2 separate regions of the Homo sapiens genome follow, and region 1 is linked to region 2. Evidence: read pairs that join two places in POLR2A ChIA-PET (ENCODE). Cell type or tissue: IMR-90. All regions are shown on one strand.

Region 1 (2,500 bases), 190 kb before region 2:
CAGGATTATAGTCTTCAGAAGTGCCATGGTCTTAAAAGTCAAAGGGAGACAAGGAGCTGTCCCAGACTGAAAGAGACCACAAAGACGTGACAGCTGGGGACCACGTGTGATCCTGGGATGATGCTCCACTATAAAAGGACATTATTGGGACAAAAACTGAATGGGAGTCTCTGGGAGATGGATAAATAGAAGGTATCTGTCTTATTCTTGTAGAATTTCTGTAAGTTTGAAACTGTTCCAAAATAAAATAGTAAGAATAATTTTATCTTACTATTAAGATAAAAGCTGTGTGTCACACACAGCTTTATACGTTGTTCAACAGGCAAAACCAATCAACCTGACAGAAGTTAGAATGGTGATTACAGGGTGAGGTGGAGCTACTGACTTGAGAAGGCCACGAGGAAGGCTCCTGGGGAGATGGAAATATTCTGTATCTTGAGCTGGGTGGTGGTTACAAGGCATATACCTATGTAAAAAGCCACAAGCTAAACATTTGCTATCAGTGCACTTTATGTATGTTATCCATGAATAAAGAAGTAAAATAGGGCTGGGTGCAGTGGCTCACACCTGTAATCCCCACACTTTGGGAGGCTGAAGGAGGACTGCTTGAGCCCAGGAGTTCAAGACCAGCCTGGGCAACACGGTGGGCCCCCATCTCTACAAAAAATAAAAAAAAATTGCCAGGCACCTGTAGTCCCAGCTACTTGGGAGGCTGAGGTGGGAGGTGGGAGGATCACTTGAACCCAGGAGGTCGAGTCTGCAGTGAGCCGTGATTGTGCCACTGAACTCCAGCCTGCGTGACAGGGTGAGAATCTGTCACAGGAAGGAATTTAAAAAAAAAAAAAAGGCCGGGCTTTTAAAAAAAAAAAAAAAAAAAAGGTGGCTCACACCTGTAATCCTAGCACTCTGGGAGGCCGAGGTGGGCAAATCATGAGGTCAGGAGATCAAGACCATCCTGGCTAACACGGTGAAACCCCGTCTCTACTGAAAATACAAAAAAAAAATTAGCTGGGCATGGTGGCGGGCGCCTATAGTCCCAACTACTTGGGAGGCTGAGGCAGGAGAATGGCGTGAACCCGGGAGGCGGAGCTTGCAGTGAGCCAAGATTGCGCACCTGCACTCCAGCCTGGGCGACAGAGCAAGACTCCGTCTCAAAAAAAAAAAAAAAGGCCAGGCACAGTGGCTCACACTTGTAATCCTAGCACTTTGGGAGGCCAAAGCAGGATGATCACTTGAGCCCAGACAAGACCACTCTAGGCAACATAGTAAGATATCATCTCCACAAATAATTTTAAAAAATTATTATGGAGTGGTGGTGCACGCCTGTGGTCCCGACTACTCAGGAGGCTGAGACAGGAGGATCGCCTGAGCCCAGGCAATCCAAGCTGCAGTGAGCCATGACTGCACCACTGTATTCCAGCCTGGGCAACAGAGCAAGACCCCGTCTCAAAAAATAAAATAAAATAAAAAAGTAGAACAAAACCCCTATCTTTAAACCATACCAGTCCTACGAAGAGAACCTTCATTTATTCATCCAACAGTTAACAGATGACCTACTTAAATTTAGCTTTGGTAAAAAGCAATTCATTACTCTAAATAAGTAGCCTAAATGAGAAATCATTTCCATAAAGTTTTCTGGCATTTTGTGACTAAAGAAGCTAAGGATGGAATTATTTTGGCTTGGCTGCTTATAGAATTAATTGAAGCAGGAGTGCTTCCTGGAGTGAGACCGCCCAACCATTCTCCCTCTAGGATTGGACACAGCAAATAATCAAGCCAGTATAGGATTTTTTAAAATGAAGAAGTGTAGGATATTTTTTAATGAAGAAATACAGGATTTTTTAAATGAAGAAGTAATTCACTTTAAAGTGAAGAAGTAATTGTAGAAAATAAAAAACAGAGGGAGAGAAAAAAACAAAAACAAAAAGAACCTGTCTTTAGGGGAAGCTAGACACACAGGCCTCTAGTTTCCATAAACCAGCCTGACAATGCTAAAAATTATCACACTCTGATTTTTCTGTGTGTTTTAGTTTTTTGTCTGTTTGCTTTAGGAGAGCAGGGGAGTTTTTTTGGTTTGTTTTTCTTTGAGACAGAGTCTCGTTCTGTCGTCCAGGCTGGAGTGCAATGGCGTGATCTCGGCTCACTGCAACCTCCGTCTACCGGGTTCAAGCGATTCTCCTGCCTTGGCCTCCCACATAGCTGGGATTACAGGCATGCGCCACCATGCCCAGCTAATATTTGTATTTTTAGTAGGGTTTTGCTTTGTTGGCCAGGCTGGTCTCAAACTCCTGACCCCAGGTGATCCACCTGCCTTGGCCTCCCAAAGTGCTAGGATTACTAGGCGTGAGCCACCATGTCCACCACAAGCAGGAGAGTTTTTAATGGTTCAGGGAAAGGATGCTAAAAGGAGAGGTAATGTAATGCAGTCAGGAATCAGGTCTTTATACAGATGAACCCGAGTGTGGATTCCACCTCCACCTCCTATTGGCTGAGAAGCCTA
Region 2 (2,500 bases):
GCAGCCTTATTCATAACAGCCAAAAGTAGAAACAACCCAACGTCTACCTCAGGAGGATGGATAAACAAATTGTGACATATTCATACTATGGAATATCGCTCAGTAATAAAAAGGAAGCAGCTGGCTGGGCACAGTGGCTCATGCCTGTAATCCCAACACTTTGGGAGGCCGAGGCCGGCGGATCACGAGGTCAGCAGATCAAGACCAGCCTGGCCAACATAGTGAAACCCCATCTCTACTAAAAATACAAAAATTAGCTGGGTGTGGTGGCACATGCCTGTAATCCCAGCTACTTGGGAGGCTGAGGCATGAGAATCGCTTGAACACAGGGGCGGAGGTTGCAGTGAGCCGAGATCGCGCCACTGCACTCCAGCCTGGCGAAAGAGCAAGACTCCGTCTCTAAATAAATAAATAAATATAAAAAAGGAAGAAGCTACTGCGACAAGCCCTACATGGATGAGTTTCATACACATGATGTTGAGTGAAAGCAGCTAGCCCCTGAAAGTACTTATTGTGTAGTTCCATTTATTTGATGTTCCACAACAGGTACATCCAATTCATGGTGATAGAAATCAGGACAGCAATTGCCTAAGAGGGTTAACTGGAAAGAAACATGAGAAAACCCTCTGGAGTGGCAGCAATGTCCTATATCCTGAGAACTGTGTTGAGTACACAGGTGTATACACTTACCAAAATACATTTATCTGTGACCCAAAATCCATGCATCTCAATATATGTAAATTTCACTTCAATTAAAAAAAATGTAAAAAGTGAGGGGCAGATGTGATGACTTAAGGGACAGTGTCTGGAGCCCAATGAGAAGAGCCAGGATTTCAGGGCTAAAGCGTTTGACTCTAGTGTTTTAGGGCCCTGGGGAGCCATGGGAGGTGTTGAAACAGGTTGCAGGAGGACCTGGCTCAGTATTGCCATGTGTTCCGGGCACACTGTGGCTCCCTCAGCTCAGCTCTGCTGCTTTGGTGGCTGAGTCAGCTTAGCCCCCAGTGTCTGGGCTTTCTCATCTGCCTCCTCCTTCCTGCAACACCTTGGAAAGCTTGTCTCTGAGGAGAGGCTCAGCTGGAGGCAGGGCACCCTTGGCACCCCTCTTCCCCCAACCGTCCCCAGCCCCCGGGGGACCAGGAGTGAAGAGCCTCCCCCACAGCCACAGCCCCTGCTTTCCTAAGCAGAGCGCGACGGAGGCTTCTGTTAAATCTCATTTGGAGTGTTACCGCCAGCCCAGCGCCCGCTCAGACTTTCTCCTCGCTCAGCGTGGGTGATGACTCACTGCGGGGGAGGAGGCGAGAGGCGCCTGCTCTGCCCAGGGAGGTCGGCTGCAGCTGTGGGAAGAAAAGCTGCCCATCCCTGCGGCGATGTGGGGTTTCCGCTCCCAAACTGTCTGCTTTCTATTCCATCCAGGCAGGATGAAGGAACAGAAAGGGCTTGAATTTTAGGGACAGACCAAGCTGGAGGACATCCTATGCAAGCCTCAGATTCCACATCTGTAAAATGGAGCGGAGGCACCTTAAGGCTTTGGGTACACGTCAGTTATTGGAAGGCTGCTCTTTACGGGAACGTGTGGGTGGGAAAGCAGGATATGGAAGGGTAGTTGGCTGAGCACTGAAGCAGCCTCAAGTAAGTTTGGCTTTGGTCTGACCCACTGGGGGCTATAGAATTGGTCATACCCCATTAAATTGTTCCTGCCCCAGCTGAGATACGGGCAACCTTTTGCACCCCCATGTCAGTCATTAATATGGGATGCTCTTGGAGGCTCCCAACCGTGTATGCTCCTGTTAACAGAGACAGGAGAATGGGGACAGCTGCGAGCTATTACACAGCTGGAGGCTAGGCACACTGGCTTAGTTCTGCAGCCCCAACGGCGACTCCTACAGGAGGTAAAATACCCACTGCCCAGAACTTACGTTGAGTTCACAAAATACGCAGTGAAGAAATAGTAACTCTATTTCAGCTGCATGAGAAAGACGACTTAGGAACATAAATGCATGTGTCCTGCCTACTGTAGATCGAACAGGGTTGGACCCAGAGCAGGCTGAGAATCTAGTCTATGTGTCTCAGCAGGAGCAATAGCAAACATACTTAAGAGCCAGAGGCTGGCAGAGCAGCTGAGGCCTGGAAGCTCCCTTTAGTTCCTGGATCATAAGGAAGTTTGGGGTGACCAAGGAAGGTGGTTGGGGTAGTGGTGGGAGGCCCTCAGGGACTTGGGACAATGGCTGCCTACCATCTGGTGTCACCAGCTTGCCTATCATTCTGCCTTACTTCCATGCACCTGGAAATGTTTGTGCACACCTATCCTGAGCCAGACCATGTATCTCAAGGGAGATTTGGTCACCGGCCTACACCCTTTCCCTGTCTACTACGTGCAACTTGAGAATTGGCCACTGGGCATTACCTGGTCTATCCAACACATTAGTCGGTTTTGGATGGGGCTTTCCAGAAACTGAGTTAGAAATGTCCCTGGGATGTCACTATCTCCTGCTAAAAGCCG

What was found. Peaks named below come from ENCODE experiments on the same cell type or tissue, not always from the same donor. Only the 100,000 strongest peaks of a DNase experiment are listed, where the experiment ranks them.
Region 1: POLR2A ChIA-PET joins it to region 2 with 30 read pairs; 3 of 35 experiments call an interaction of 5 or more read pairs at or near these places.

Annotation. Positions count from the first base shown.
Region 1 is chr3:11,283,518-11,286,017 of GRCh38, reverse strand. The region is part of intron 3 of ATG7 (autophagy related 7); the gene reads right to left. Among named protein-coding and RNA genes, the nearest start is that of ATG7, 12 kb to the right of the region's middle. In IMR-90, no CTCF peak of the experiment used is centred here; no DNase peak of the experiment used is centred here; H3K27ac peaks cover 259 bases.
Region 2 is chr3:11,095,490-11,097,989 of GRCh38, reverse strand. No RefSeq gene overlaps it. Among named protein-coding and RNA genes, the nearest start is that of HRH1, 58 kb to the left of the region's middle. In IMR-90, a CTCF peak has its summit at 1,897; DNase peaks (open chromatin) are centred at 989 and 1,289; H3K4me3 peaks cover 739 bases; H3K27ac peaks cover 1,086 bases.